Linked DNA regions of Mus musculus: region 1 is linked to region 2. The links are chromatin loops, found by intact Hi-C in ENCODE. Cell type or tissue: left cerebral cortex. All regions are shown on one strand. Region 1 overlaps Gpat4 (glycerol-3-phosphate acyltransferase 4). Region 2 holds the start of Gins4 (GINS complex subunit 4 (Sld5 homolog)).

Region 1 (8,000 bases), 58 kb after region 2:
GACCCGTGAAAACCTATGTTCAGTGCCATACCCCTGTAAAATCCCAGGGCTGATGGGTGGAGACAGGCAACTCCAGAGCTTAAAGGCTAGCCAGTCTAGCGGTCACCTGACCTCAGGTTCAGTGTGACCCTAGGAAAGGTGTGTTGTGGTGGAGAGTGATAGGGAAAGGCACCTCTCCCTGACTCTTGCATGCGCGCACACACACTTAGTCTCTCTCTCTCTCTCTCTCTCTCTCACTCCTCTCACTTTCCCCCTCTCACAAACACAAGAGAGAAGAAAACCTGGGTAGAAGTAGACTCCCATTGGTGAGGGCCCCTTGGCTACACTGCTGTCTGGCAAATGACAGCACTTGGTAGGAGTGTGTAAAAGGCAGGAGGGAGGGGAAAGTTGGTTCCAGTGTCAAGGAGTGCCCCAAGACAATAGGAAGGTGTCTGGCTTGTTTTTTACACACAACCCGATTTAAAGAGCTGGGCACAGTGGCACATGCCTGTGGTCCCAACAGATGGGAGATGGCAGTAGAGGACAAGGAATTCAAAGGCATCCTTAGCTGCGTAGTGAGCTCAATGCCAGCTACTGCTACTGAGAGCTTGTCTCAAACAAACGAGAGAACAAGCAAAGCAAGCAAACAGAAGCCCACCAAAATCCCAATCTGATGTGGGAGTAAATGACCCCACAGAACCCACCCAATCAGAGCAAGGACAGTGCTTCTCTACTTGGGAACATGGGTCCCATGACCTAATCCCATGGGCTAGTCTTACACTCTTGTCAAGTGTTGTTTTCTTGACAACAGGGTCTGCCTTTGTAGCCCTGGCTGGCCTCAAACTCAGAGAGATTTAATTGCTTATGCCTCCTGAGTATTGGGATTCAGGCGTTTGCTACCACACCTGTTGGCTTTTATTCCTTGATACTTTCATTAATATACAGTGAATTTTGACCTTTCCTCCCTACTTCCCTGTCTCATCTCCCTTTCTTCTGCTGAAATCCTTCTTTCCAATAAATCTCTTTCCCACATTCATGCCTTTTGTGTGTATAAGTGACGCACTTAGTTTAAATAGTGTTGCTAGTGTGAGGCTAAGTGGAAGATTCGATACTGAAACATGGTAGAACCTAACCGCTTAAAGCCTCAGCACATCTCAGCACTGTTGAAGTGGGGGCCACCTCTTTCTGCTCATGAAACTCTGGAGAGAGTGTATTAAGTCTCAGCCATGGCACCTGTATCCTTTGTCCTGTCAAACACAGAGCACAGTCTATAGACATGTTCCCTTGTAGCTTGCCACCTGACTATGGATATTGTTTGGGGTTGGTTTTTTGTTTGTTTGTTTTGTTTGTTTTTTGGTTTTGGGTTCTTTTTGTTGTTCTTCATTTGTTTTATTTGTTTTCAGGAATCATTGCAAAAGATCCCACTTCTCTGGAAGAAGAAATCAAAGAAATTCGTCGAAGTGGTAGTAGTAAAGCTCTGGATAAGACACCCGAGTTCGAGCTCTCTGACATCTTCTACTTTTGCCGGAAAGGAATGGAGACTATCATGGATGATGAAGTGACAAAGAGATTCTCGGCAGAGGAGCTGGAGTCCTGGAACTTGCTGAGCAGAACCAATTACAACTTCCAATACATAAGCCTGCGGCTTACCATCCTCTGGGGCTTAGGAGTGCTGATTCGGTATTGCTTCCTCCTGCCACTCAGGTGAGGCTGGGCCTTGGAGGCCGGATGCCGGCGCCCTACCTCTGTGCACGGCTTATCTGCCTCACTGCCGTGATTCCCGTTTGTAAAGGAGGGTAGTGTTTCTCCCCACGGCTAGTCCCTTTCACCCTTGGAAGGGCGCACTGGGCACCGTCTCTTACATTCTTTACATGTCAGACTGAAATAGCTTCCTTTCTTTTCTTTTGCTTTTTCTTCTACTTTTACTTTATTTTTTGAGACGGGGTCTCACTGTGTAGCCCTGGCTGTCCTGGAATCAGAGAGATGTGCCTGCCTCTCTGCCTCCTAAGTCCTGAGATTAAAAGGTGTGCACCAGGAACTACACCCCAGCTCGGAGTAGGATTTCTTAAAGACCATTGCTAGCTGGGGGACTGAGCTGGACAGAGAACAGGATCTGCTTCCCGTCCCTCCTTCCTGGGCATAGCCTTTCCTGAAACTTGCCTGCCTGGCACAGAAGCAGCATTGATCTCTGCTTCTCTGAGCCCTGCTCAGTCTGTCTTGCCAGATGCTGGCACCTTCCAACTCCACCCCCTTTCACAGAGAGCTTTTACTTTTGCCAGGGTATTTAGCCTAAGGGAGACCAGACACGTGTTGGCTGTGGCACCTGCCTAATTCTGAAGGGACAGTGCAGCCCCCACACACCCCACACCCCACACACACTGTTCACTGTCTGCTTGGAATTGCCATTCTCTCACAGCCTGGGATGCCCTTGGCAGGTCCTACATATGTTCTTCGTGATTCCTGCCTTCATCTGCACTATGCACTGATAACTGTTGGGTTTGATATGTTCTGTCTTACAGGATTGCGCTGGCATTCACGGGGATTGGCCTCTTGGTAGTGGGAACTACTATGGTTGGATACCTGCCAAATGGGAGGTGAGTGGGGTGGGTGCAGGCACCGGCACGTGTCATGGAGGCAGCCACCGCTTTAAACCCACCTCAGGCCTGAGTCTAAGGGCCTTAGAATAACCCTGAGTGCAGTGGGTCTGCAGTGATGGCTTTTGTTTTCTAATTAATATGATATAGTAGCTGTGTGTACTAATTTTTGGAATTCAACTCTCACTGCCTTCCCATTTTTGAGAAAAGAAAGGCAGTTACCATAAAAGACACCAGGCTTAGGTATTAACAGGTTTTTATAGTGTGGGGTTTTTTGTTTTGTTTTGTTTTTTTTTGTTTTTGTTTTTTTGTTTTTTGGTTTTTTTTTTTTTTTTTTTTTTTTTTTTTTTGCTGGAGATGAAAACCAGGGCTCTGTGTGCTGGCAGGCTCTCTTTTGCTGCTGCACCCCAGTCTTTAAGATGTTAACTGCTGGGTTCTGCTAGCTCCATAAGTGGACAGATGACCTAGAGTGAGAGTAGGTTTCCCTTCCACCCACCTCCCTTAAGGAAACTCTTAGGGAATAATGGGTCTATAGACATCTATTCTGCTGGGGCTGGTAAAGAGAGGGGACCTGGTATGGGTGGTGGGTGGTGAGTGAGGGACAGGAGTCTGAAAAACCCTGGCCGTGCTGGGGATTCTAGGCCTTTAGTTTTCAACCATCAGCTGGTGAACGCCATCAAGTTTCGTCCTGTCTCTGCTTGTGTGTAGCTATAAAGATGCTAAATAATAACATTTGCAAGTTTTGCCATGAATGCTCACATCCTACAAGTACTCTGTGCACTGTTTATAACACATGAACTCCTCAGCTGTCATGTTGTTTCAGATTTAAGGAGTTTTTGAGTAAACACGTTCACTTAATGTGCTACCGTATCTGTGTGCGAGCCCTGACGGCCATCATTACGTACCACAACAGGTGAGGGGACTTTTAATTAACTGGACGGAGACTCGGTCACATTTGGCTGCTGATGCTTTTGCAGTGAGAGGTATATTCCAAACACATTAATTCATGTTGTTTTTTTATTGCTTTTCATATATTTTATACTCAGGAAAAACAGACCAAGAAATGGTGGCATCTGTGTGGCTAACCATACATCCCCCATTGATGTGATCATCTTGGCCAGCGACGGCTACTACGCCATGGTATACAGCTTGTGTCTGGTTTTCTGATCAGGACTAGACAATCTCTAGGCGCCCCACATGAAACTTCCTTGATTAAGTTGTATGCAGGTTCCAGCTTAGAGTCACCCTAGAAGCTGTTGAGTGGTTGAGAGTATGGCTGGAGAGCGGGTCGCGTCCTTAGACTGCTGATGAGGAAAGGGAGGGGGAGTCTTGAGACCCTGAAGGGAGAGGTCTATTTCATAGTGTTGCTCAGCTTTCTGTGGGTAACTGGGGTAGCTTCTGGTACTGCTGCTGCTTGTGGGGGACTCACAACCAGGGGTCTAAAGAGTGGAACAGAGACTGGGGTATTTGTTTTATGGGATCAGGGTCCTCCCCAAGTGCGGATGTTTGTGTGAGTGTAGCTTCACTACTGATTATTCCTCTCTGTCTGATATTAGGTGGGACAGGTTCACGGGGGCCTTATGGGTGTGATTCAGAGAGCAATGGTGAAAGCCTGCCCCCATGTCTGGTTTGAGCGTTCTGAGGTGAAAGATCGCCACCTGGTGGCTAAGAGGTAAAGGCAGAAAGTATTTTGGGAGTTGTTATTCCTTTACACTGAGCCTGTACAGTTCTCATAATAAATGATTTACCAAGTATGTTATGTTTTCATGATATCATTCCCAATAAACAAATTTGGAACTGTGATTTTTGTGGGGGAGTTTGTTTTGGGTGGTGCCAGGTGGGGCAAATGGTCCATCACTGAGAGACAATGACTGCAAGCCAAAAAGACTTATTGCTATTTGCAACTGACAACGTCCTTGACACTTCCTCTTATTTCTTTATCCTAAAGGCTGACTGAGCATGTCCAGGATAAAAGCAAGCTGCCCATCCTCATCTTCCCAGAAGGTAGAGTGGCCTGGGCGGGGGCGGGTGAAGTGGTGTGCCTCTGTGTGGGAGAGCGTACAAACGTGATGCCCGGAGCTTTCCGGCCGCTGCGGTGGTGGCCTGAGGCAGGAGACAAGGGATGAGTAACTGCATGCTGTGGACCTCCCTTAAGTGTGCACTCATGGTTTGGGGTGACGGCAGCTGTATGCTGTTTGAGGACTATTTTTAATGCTACAGAAACACTGGGTAAAGTGCAGAAAGGACGTGTTTTTTCTTGCCTGTGTTTCAGGAACCTGCATCAATAACACATCAGTGATGATGTTCAAGAAGGGAAGCTTTGAAATTGGAGCCACTGTTTACCCTGTGGCTATCAAGGTACCAGACCTCAGAGGCCAGCTGCAGTGCCCAGGCGGGAGGGAGGTGGGACCTGTGAACTAATCAGCTATGCCCCTCCCTCCGCCAGCACTGCCAGGCCATGTGGCAGAGCAGTGAAGAGGAGGGTGGGGTGATGCATAGGGATGGGGGACGGATCAGAAGAGCAGCTGCCAGGCTCAGCACACAGACGTTTATTAAGCTCTGTGGCTGTGTCCCCGAGTCCTTCAGAGACTTCTGGAGTTCTAGGCACTGGTGGCACAGGCAAGCTGGCTGCCAGGAGCAGTGCAGGATGGTCAGCTGGGGGTAAGGAGAGATGGGTGGGTCCTTGTCACACTCCTCCCACTTTCCACTCAGTGTCCACACTCCAGGAAGAAACGTGTCCTTCTAACCAACTGCTTAGACTCCTTGGAGACATGGGATGCTTCAGCCAATCAGCTTCCCTGTATCTCTCAGTCCCCTCACCCCCCCCCTTATATCCTTGTACATATGTGTATTATTTCTGAAGGAATCTGGACTTCATGGTATTACTCCCCAAATAGGCTGTTTTCAGCAATGTCAGCCTACCTAAGCTGACTTTTTAGAGCAAGATGATCAGTTTCAAACAACTCAGTGTAGCCCCAGCCCTTTTGGTGTCTGTTGTCAGCAGAGTGTTGTAGAAATGTGTCCCAGTTGGTTTTCCACTTGCCAGTATAACTCCTGGGTAGTCAGGCAACACCCTCTACCAACAAAGCAGAATACCAGGCCTGCTAGTAACTGAACACTGGCTGCGGACTGACTGACGGACAGGCCTGGACTGACCGACGGACAGGCCTGGGTGGCCTAGCCACAGGTGTTGCATGATGTGCCAAAGAGTAGTCTTTAGCAGGATCTGCTGTGAATGTAGAGATGAAGACTACATGGCACCTGTGTTAGGCAGGGTCTCTAGAGTAGCAGAACTGATAGAATGAGTCTTTGTGAGGTTCGTCAGAGGAGCTCACAGGCTGTGGGCCAACGAGTCTAACAATGGCTGCTCCCAGCAGAAGCCCAGGAATCCAGTAATTGTTCAGTCCACAAGGCTGGTGTCTTAGCTGATGTCTTCAGTATGTGCCAGAATCATGAAGAAGTAGGTTCTAACGTCAGTGACAGTGACAGAAAGCAGGCAAAAGGAGCGAGTTTCCTTCTTCCAAGTCCTTTATAGAGGCTGCCAGCTGAAGGAATAGCCCAGATTAAAAGTAGATCTTCCTACTTCAAATGGTTCAATCAAGGAAAAAAAAAAATTCCTCACAAGCAGCAGTACCTAGCCCCTTAGTTTTGGTTAACTGCAGGTGTTGTCAAGTTGGTAACCAAGAACAGCCACCACTCCACCAGTGCCATCTGCAGTCCAGCCCAGTGCAGGTGGGTGGGCAAAGGCCAGGGACTCTGCTAACAGTGTTTAGTGATCTGCCAGCCCTTTCTTCATCACTGTGTCAGCCCCTGTAGCATCACCAGGGGGTGGCTAAAAGATTTGCTAGGCCAATTCTGGTTTGTCATTTTATCGTGGCCATGGGCGACACGAGGTCATACTGGAGGCCCTCTGCTATGGATTGTGGTTTTCATCCAGTGTAAAACATGGAATTTCGAGAGTGCTACAACTCCACAGAGTAGAATGGATGTAACCCCATTCTGTTCTGTGACAGTCTTCTGACTGCAAAGAGTCTCTAGTGTCTGTGAAGGCTCTCCTGGTGTCTGAACGTAGGTGCCTGGGTCAGTGCCAGGGCCCTTACCTCATTTCTCCCAAGATTAAGTCACTATCCGATGATTTTGAGAATGTCCATATTTTGAACTTTGTTTTGGTTTTCTTTGCTGTGGTGTCTGCCTGGCATGGAAAGAGAATCAGTCCTCAATAGAGGGGGTCATCTCTTGTTCTAACACAACTTCTACTCATGTATTTATAGCAAAAGAGTCAGTTTTGCAGTTTTGAAACAGGGTCTCCATGTGTTACACAGGCTGGTCTCAGGCTCGTAAACACCCTGCTTTCCAGGTCGCTAGGATGACCATGTTTGGCTGGCTGTACTGTCTTTGCAATCATGTGCCATAGACTAGTTTTAAATTTTTGTTTTGTTTTTTTTTTTTGTGTGTTTGTTTGTTTTAAATTTTTATTCTTCCTTGTTTTTACTGGCACCAAAAAATTACTATTGCTACCTTTTAAATTATTTATATATTTTTTACTTTATGAGCACTGGAGTTTTGCTTGTATGTATTTCTGTGTGAGGGTGTTGATCCCCAGGAATTGGAGTTACAGACAGTTGTGAGCTGCCATGTGGGTGCTAGGAATTGAACCTGTGACCTCTGGAAGAGCAGCCAATGCTCTTAACTTTGTGCCTGGTACCCAAGGAAGCCAGAAGAAAGTAACCCCTGGAACCAGGTACAGATGGCTGTAAGCTGACATATAGGTGCTGGGAATTGAACCCAGGACCTCTGGAAGAACAGCCAGTGCTCTTTAACTGCTGAGTCATCTCTCCAGCTCCTCTTAGTAGTATTTAAGGTGCATTCATTCAGACATGAAGTTTTAGTTTCTATTGTTGTCTCTATTTCTAGTTTTTTTAGGAAAGACTAAAAGCCTGGACAGTTAAACCCCATCTGCTAGCATGTGATCTCCATGACAGTATGCTTCAGGGAAAGCAGTGTGTGCCTTGCTCTGTGGAGAGCTTGGAGTCCTCCTCCTCTGCTCTGTGGCTCTGCAGTCACTGCTCCTCCTTGTCTGTCTCGTCAGACACTGGGGAGCAGCCGCCCATGCTTGTGAGCCAGCAGCCTTCCCAGGATCCAGCTCTTCCTGTCACTTCTCAGATCCCTCCCCCTACCACGCGTTCCTACCCTGAGATTACTGCAATTTAATGCTTTGATAGCTGCAGTCACACTTCTCACAGCACACATTAGAAACAGCCTTTCCCTCATTAAAGTCATTGACAAACCCAAGTATCTCATGTGCCTGCCCTCATTGAGACCTGAGGACACTAAAGGCTATGGACCCATTTGCAAATGTATACTGATGATTTAATTAGCAGAGTTTTCTGCCCAAACAGATTCACTTTGTTGAAAGTGTAAATATAT
Region 2 (8,000 bases):
AGTCAGTATCAGCACAGCTCATTTGTAACACGTCTTAGAGGGTTGGGGTAGGTCGGGTTTGTTTTGGTTTTTGGCCTCTCTAAAGTGTGCTGTTCCCTTCTTACAGGTCCTGCCTCCAGCTGGGACCTTCGTCTATCCACTGGCCGATGGCAGAGTGTCCCTACCTCCTCTCCAGAGCGTTATTCTCTTGTCTCTGCTGCCAGAGCCACGGTGCCACACCTGGAGTGACCGCTCGTCACTCAGCATCCACTTTGTCTCCCAGTTGTGTAGGACTCTGTGATCTTTTGATTTGTTTCCAAGAAAATAAAGGAAGCAATTCTCTTTATAAATTCAAAGCCATTTAAAACACAGGCAGTTGGCCAGCCCAAGACAGAGTCGTTTTCTTACCAGATACCAGTGTCACTGGTTCTCCTTGTCCCTTGGGTCAGTTTCCTAGGTGGCTTTATGATCCCACAAGTCATGTCTTAGCTCAGTCCCTCCCCCAGATTAGTAGCAGGCTTTGAGGGTGTGTGTGCCTGTGGTCCGGCTGACCCGCCGCCCGAGTCCCCAAGCTACCAGCCTTGACGTGCTTCAGATCTTCAGATTGGTTTCTGCTGTTCAATTTCAGAGGCTCCTTGAGAGAATAATATATGTTACTTGTTTTAGTGTTGCAGTTATTATTAAGGCAGTATTTATGCAATTCCGGTTGTTTCTTTGAAAGCAGTTCTGTTAATGTGCATTACCTCGAGATGTTGGGGAGATGTTGTGTGTGTTGCTTGTTCATTCCACAGATAAGTAAGCACAATGAGCAGACCCTCAGCCATCAGCTCCACCTGCCCCAGCTCTGCCCGGTGTGGAAGAAGCAAGTGTCCTAAGCACCTAACTCTAGTTTTGTTACAAGTATAACTTAGGAGAAAAAATTGGTAGAAATAATACAGTATGTTGCTAATTTGTAACCTACTTTAAACTCTGATTTATAGCCTCACATACAGTATTCAGGGCACAGAAATCTTTTGATTGACTCAAGTAAGTTTTGGCTTCCGTGTAACTTCAAGTTAAAGTTAATTTTTTTCAGCTCTTCTTTATCTCTATACTCTCTTAGTATCGGAATTTCTTATGTTCTTTTAGGAATTTGAGAGCACTGTGTTTGGGAGAAGTTAGGAAACATAAGGAATGAATGAAGCAGTTGAACTTGGAGATACTGTAGGTGCTAATACTGGATCTAATCTTTCAGATTTAATTTGTTTTCTGGGCCTTGTAGTTACTCAGTAAACCCCTTAGATCTGTGTAATAATTTAATTGTATAACGCTCATTTGTTCCTTTAAAGCCTATTCTAGTCTGTCTGCCTTTTAAACTTGTTGCAATAATGTCGCCAAGATATAAACACATTAGTAAAACTTTTCTTAAATAAACCCTCTCTTGTCTTAGTCTATGTGATTTGATAAAGGGAATGCTATGGCATCTTATTTGGATGACAATATTGGAATAACTGATAAAGCATATCTAAGCATTTTTAATTTTTTTATTTAGCCTGTGCGTGCATGTGCGTGCTCTGTGTGAGTGTGCACATGCCATGCATGCACATGGAGGTCAGAATCATATCTTTCCTTCCACCATGAGGACACCAGGGATCAAACACAAATCAAGTTTGGTGGCAGGAGACTTTACCTGGTAGCATCTTACCCACCCTTACTTAATATGAATAGATAGTTTTCATTAGAAAAGAGTTATCAGAATTACTACTGTATCTTGGATCATCTGATGACTTTTAAAAAATAAGGTAGATATTTATCGAGAATACAAAATGGGACTGGTGAGGTGGCTCAGTGGATAAACAGACTTGCCACAACGCCCCATCCCACAGTTCATTCCCCCAGACCCACTTGATGGAAGAAGAGAACCAACTCCCACAAGTTGGAATGTGGCCAAGATGAGGTTCTGGACACTCAAGGTGGAGCTTCCTGGGCCTGCCAAGATGTTACCTTCTGACCTGTGACTCCAGCAGAGTGCTGAGCATGTATGAGGCCTGGCACGGAGAAATAATAAAATCTTCAGGTTCATAAGTCACCTTGTTTTTTTAAAGAATTTTCTGAAATTGGGTGTGGCTAGGCACACCTGGGATAGGAGGGCGGGTCTTGAGTTTAAGGGCAGACTGCTACAGAGTGAGACATTTGGGGACTGTCACTTACAGTTGGTTTTCTCTTTTTAAGAAAAGGCAAAGCCGGGTGTGGTGGTGCACACCTTTAATTCCAGCACTTGGGAGGCAGAGGCAGGCGGCTTTCTGAGTTCAAGGCCAGCCTGGTCTACAGAGTGAGTTCCAGGACAGCCAGGGCTACAGAGAAACCCTGTCTCGAAAAACCAAAAAATAAATACATACATACATACATACATACATACATACATACATAAGAAAAGGCAAAGAGGAGCCCTAAGAAACGACGCACTGACTGCTAGCATATGGTTCTTGATCACACATGTGTTCTCTGACCTCATTTCAGACTAGTTCATAGGCACGCCTTTAATCCCAGCACTCAGGAGGCAGAGGCAGGCGGATTTCTGAGTTCAAGCTACAAAGTGAGCTCCAGGACAGCCAGGGCTATACAGAGAAACCCTGTCTCCAAAAAAACAAAAAAACAACAACAAAAAAAAAGACATGAGCCAAATTCATATGCAAAATGTCTCGGTAACTACTAATCTGACATCTACCAAATGCCCAGGAACTTACTCAGACTGCAAACGTGCAACCGCTTTCCAGTTAAAGATTAGCATGTACAGCTCACCCAGTCTCATACTCCAGTTCCTGTTTGCATGGATGTTTCAAGGAGTGTATCTGAAAGCCACCACTAGTGCAAGGCATCACACCTGAGCCTTGGATGTATCAGACAGGCTCTCTGTACTGGGCTACGCTCTGCTCCCTGTACTTGTAATATGTGGCTTTTTTTATTTTCTATACGTTTGAAAATGTCTAGGTAATGCTCCCACGAAACAACTTGTATGTTGGGTATGGTGGCTAATTCCAGTAGAAGCAGCGGATCTCTGTGAGTTCAAGGCCATCCAGGACAACATAGTTAGATTAGCAGGGGTTGTGGAGGCAGGCTGTAGAGCAAACCACCTTGCATGTGTCTGTAAATTGCCTTGTCCGCAGTGATTGTCGCCCCTAGAAATGTTAAAGACAAAGAAGGAGAGGGAAAGAAAGGAAAGGAGAGGTGTGGAAAGTAACTTTCCTGACTTACAAGTGAGTGAAAGTAAAGAAGGGCCCAGTGTTGAGGGTAAAGCTGTATTACTCGCTTTCTGTAAAAGTCAAAGACAAGCCCCTCTCATAGACAAACACCCAGGGTGAGTTCAAGCAGTCACAGGACTCTCTGTAGGTCACGCCGGAAGCTTGTGATGGAGCAGTTTCTAGAATGACAGCTGCCTACAGAATCTGCTGTAATACACCAAACAGCCAAGGCTTCTGGTTTCTGGTTCTTGTCTCAGAAAATACAACTTCATAACCAACCTCACTAAGCTAATTTCTTATCACTCTGGGCTACTCTACAGATGTAATTTATTTTATCTGTTCCATGCTTATTTGATAATAAAATATCAATCTAATGATATGTGGAACAAAATATAAGCATCCTGTTAGCAGATGAATATTAAAATGTTTACGCCACCAGGAGGCAGAGGTGGGTGGATCTTTATGAGTTTGAGGCTAATCTGCTCTACATAACAAGTTCCAGGTTCGTCAGAGTTACATGATGAGGCCCTGTATCAAATAAAAATAAATAATGAAAATTTTTTGTACGTCAGTGATAAACTGTAGAAAGAGATTTTGTTTTACTTAGTTGCTGGGGACTGGACCCAGGTTAAATGCTAAGATTGTACTGTACCACTGCACCACATTCCCCCGCTCCCATCTATACAAATCATTTTAATTTAAAAAATAGGTATAATACCAAGAATCTTTAGGCTACCACAAATTCAAATTTCCATAACTTTCTATTAGTCCTGTTATTTCTTTTTGTTGTTGTTGTGGTTTTGTTTTTGTTTTTCGAGATAGGGTTTCTCTGTGTAGCCTTGGCTGTCCTGGAACTCACTCTGTAGACCAGGCTGGCCTCAAACTCAGAAATCCACCTGCCTCTGCCTCCCAAGTGCTGGGCTTAGAGGCCTGTGCCACCACACCCGGCTCAATCCTCTGTTATTTCTTACTCTTTCAAGTAGTAATATGTCAGGATGCATAATTTATAGGTATATAAAACTATAAAAATTTGCAATCTGATTCCATCTCTGAAGCTAATTAGGAAGTTTGGCACTTAAAAAATATAAGGGGCTAGGGGCTGGAGAGATAGATAGCTCATTGGTTTAGAGCACTTGCTCTAAACCAGAGGACTGGAGTTTGGTTGTCGGTACCCATGTGGAACAGCTCATAACCACATGTTATGAGCTCCATCAGGATCCAGTGCATTCTTCTGTCCTCAGCTGGCACCACACTCATGTGCAAGCACACATACTAACATACATGAAAATAAGGAAATATATCTATAAAAATAATCTTAAGGGGGCTCAGTGGGTAACAGCACTTGCTATGCGATCGTGACCTGAGCATGTACCACATGCGTATATTGCATTCACACTCACTAAAAAGGTAGAATCCTAGAAAGTCAGTAGGCATTCTTTCATCACCAAAAAGAACAACTCAAATAACATTAGAGAACAACTCTGCGCAAAAAAAAAATGTAAAGGAAGGACAATGGAGTGAGTCTCTTAAATGTAGTTTCAACACACATATATGAATCTGTGAACAGGTTTGGCAATGGAACCAACCCACACACAGTAAATGTTAAAGGAAGGAAGGAACTGGGCCCTGTACCGATTCGCCACAAGACGGCGCTGCCTGGTTTCCTTACTGTGAGCCGAACGCCCCCACGTGGCCGTCCCGAGACGGTGCCACCCGGCACTTCACTCCCGGCCTCCTTCCCCGCCTTCCGGAAGTATGTTCTATAGCTCGGCAAGAGCCCGCCCCGGGGTAGGCGGGGCCAAGGGGCGTGTGTCCGCTTTCCCCTGGGCCTGATTGGTTAGTGCTCCCGCAGCGCGGAGACGTTTTCCTGTCGACGCTGTGTTTGGGGAAAGGAGCGCGGGAGCTGTACCGCTGCTGGTCGGGTCTGTGGGCCGCGGGCTTTCCGCGCGATCTCCGGCGCCCACCGCTCGGGGAGCCTCAGTCCGTGGTGTCCCCCGAGCGTGCCGGCTAGGAGAGAAGGGAAGAGGGATCCCTGAGCCGTGTAGCCGCTTTGAGTGCCAACTGCGAGGTGAGCGCTGGAGTGTCCAAGCGACCCCGGGTCAGTTGCAGCTGAGGACGCGATGTGCCGAGCACTTGACACGATGCACTTTTCTCATTTGAACCGAATGGGCTCCTGGGCCACTGAGGCAAAACGCTGCTCCTGGCGACGACAAGGAGCATTGCGGTTTAGTGTGGTATCTGCCCAGGTCCAGGCCCATGCAGCGGGAAAGATTAGGAGAGAAACCGACCAAGGGACTAAACCCAACACTGAAAAATCAGTCTCTGATTTCGCCATCCCTGGCCAGTGCACCCCCTTCAGCCCCAATAAACTTGTCCCTAAATGCCTTTTCTTGCAAGTAAGTGGGAGAAGCTTTTCAGGGTGTTGGTTTATTTTTCAGGTGTAGGTTCCCGGTTGAGAAACGATGACGGAGGTTCTGGATCTCCACGGACAGGACTCTGATGGGGGTAGTGAGGAGATGGTCCTAACTCCTGCAGAGCTCATTGAAAAGCTGGAGCAGGTAAGCACCCCAAATATGTCCCGTGTTCTTAGCTCTTAACTTACTCCAGGTGTGCAGTACCACGGCTCAGAAAATAAGGAAACAGAAGATTTGTTTCCAAAGAGCAGTGTTTGTAACATCTGCATAAAAATAGGAAGCCAGAAAGCAGGGCCTTCTTTAGGAGTCTCATCTTGTCAGTCTTCAAGGATGGCTAGTAAAAGTAGGCTTTGGACACATGTAGTAGAATGTTTCACAAAGCAATGCTCTGCTGTGCTATTTTGAGGACGTAAAGATGTGTGTGATCTGTAGAGAAGCATGCCATTTCTCTATAGTAGTCTCTTCCTCTGTTTCCTCCCCCATTGGAAGATATCTGCTCTAACAAGAAATTGCCATCCCTTTTGGTCATAATAGCAGTGATTATTTCTTGCATAGTTGTTGTTGTCGTCGTCGTCTTCTTCTTCTTCTTCTCCTTCTCCTTCTTTCTCCTTCTCCTTCTCCTTCTCCTTCTTCTTCTTCTTCTTCTTCTTCTTCCCCTCCTCCTTCTTTTCCTCCTCCTCCTCCTCCTCCTCCTCCTTCAATAATATCTTCTCATGAACCTCGGGTAGTTTAGGAATTCTGAACATGCTTGGGGTTTTTTAGGTTTTGTTTTTGCTTTTTGTTTGTTTGTTTTAAGTTTGTTTTTGAGATAGGGCCTCACTATGCATCACTGGCCGGTCTTGAACTCTCAGAGTTCACCTGCCTCTGCCCTCTGTGTGCTGGCAGTAAAAGCATGCACTGTGTTGCCCTATAAGTTCTGGGACATTCATGGCGTATACTATTGAGTGTTCTTTAGAGGACAGTTGACCATGGGTACCCACCTCCAGTGGATACCTCTACAACATAGCCCCTACAACCAAGGCTCAGGGAACGCCAAAGAAGAGAGAGCAGGAAGAGACAGAGGACCAGGACATCTGCTGCAGGGTTATCCTCTCTATATGTCAGGGAGGCTGTGCCCATGAGAGCTCAGGAATATTGCTGCTTAGACAGGACCCAAACAATGAATGACAATGGCATTCCAACACGGATGGGGAACCTCACAAGGCCCCACCCCTAAGTGAGCTGCAGACGAATAACGACAGCTGAGAGAGGAAGATTATTAGTCTTCCTCGGGATGAGGTCCCTAAATGGTTATCCAGTGCCAAATGGCCATCCCTGAAAACAGACAGACGAGCAACACCGCATGAATCCAGCAGGTTCTATCTATGCATTTATTTGTATATATAGGTAACAATAATTTAAAAGAGGCCATGAATTTTGAGATGGAGTCGGGGGATATGGTTGGCATTGGAGGGAGGAGAGGAAGAGGGGATGATGTAATTGTACTTTGACTAAACTTTAAAAAAATAAAAGGTTCATTGGGTCTTTCTTACAGTGCAGAGTTTCTCATTTCGGTGATTGTGTTTGTTTGGTTGGACTGTATAATCAAACAGATGAGTGGCTTCCCCAGGGTTTTACTGTGTGTAAGAGGCTGAGGTCAGTGTCCTGGCTGGCTGGTCTCTCCTTGGCCTGTGGTGGCTGTCTCCGGTGTCTTCGCTTGTTCTTCTCTCTTGGCTGTGTCTGTGGTAACATTTTGTTTTCTGAAAAGGACGCCAGTCACCGAGTCAGGTCCCATCCTGGTGACTTTGTATTAGCGCCCTCACTTTTTCTAAAGATACAGTAGCAACAACAAAAGAAAGTATTTAGAAAGAGTAAGTGTAAGTCAGGGGTGGCGGGCGGCCAGTCTGCTCTGCATAGCCAGTTCCAGGCCAGACTACACAGTGTGCTGTCTCAGAAAAGGAGAAAGAAGGAAGAAACTTGATGGTGCCGGGATCGGTAAGGAAGTAGAAAGGTGTTCCAGTTGATGCTCTTAGATGACAGGTAAGGCTCGTGTATCATGTGGCATTACTGAGAACTTACCATAGTGATGAAAGAAGTAAGTCAAATAATCTTAGGTTGAATAAAAGCCCCTTCCTAAGAGAAGAGATGGGAAGGCTGCCATACATCATGAGCTGTCCCCAGAGTATTCGTCCAGCAGAGAGCCTTCTACGTGAGACACCTGCAGCTTTCATGGGCCTGGGAGCTGTCTCTAGTGTGCTTTGCTCCATTGTGAGGATCACTCATTTCTCCTGTATTGCTTTTTAGGCCTGGATGAATGAAAAGTTTGCCCCTGAGCTCCTGGAAAGCAAGGCTGAGATTGTCGAATGCGTCATGGAACAGCTTGAGCACATGGTAAGAGTAACTTGTC

What was found. Peaks named below come from ENCODE experiments on the same cell type or tissue, not always from the same donor. Only the 100,000 strongest peaks of a DNase experiment are listed, where the experiment ranks them.
Region 1: a loop joins it to region 2, with 7 times the contacts of the local background. A loop is called at or near these places in 33 of 42 quality-filtered maps.

The regions. Positions count from the first base shown.
Region 1 is chr8:23,176,346-23,184,345 of GRCm38, reverse strand. Gpat4 (glycerol-3-phosphate acyltransferase 4) reads left to right here. Exons shown (of 13, transcript NM_018743.4): 4 at 1,383-1,683; 5 at 2,499-2,573; 6 at 3,397-3,486; 7 at 3,620-3,713; 8 at 4,130-4,245; 9 at 4,522-4,577; 10 at 4,846-4,931. Among named protein-coding and RNA genes, the nearest start is that of Gm30306, 11 kb to the right of the region's middle. In left cerebral cortex, a CTCF peak has its summit at 4,244 (motif pointing left); DNase peaks (open chromatin) are centred at 2,229, 4,230, 5,057 and 7,683.
Region 2 is chr8:23,234,738-23,242,737 of GRCm38, reverse strand. Gins4 (GINS complex subunit 4 (Sld5 homolog)) reads left to right here and starts at 5,070. Exons shown (of 8, transcript NM_024240.6): 1 at 5,070-5,268; 2 at 5,639-5,758; 3 at 7,898-7,984. The coding sequence starts at 5,663. It overlaps Golga7 (golgi autoantigen, golgin subfamily a, 7), which reads left to right. Exons shown (of 5, transcript NM_020585.2): 5 at 107-1,412. It overlaps Gm39141 (a long non-coding RNA gene), which reads right to left and starts at 4,958. Exons shown (of 3, transcript XR_870246.2): 1 at 4,870-4,958. In left cerebral cortex, CTCF peaks have their summits at 3,633 (motif pointing right) and 4,863; a DNase peak (open chromatin) is centred at 4,930; H3K4me3 peaks cover 857 bases; H3K27ac peaks cover 657 bases.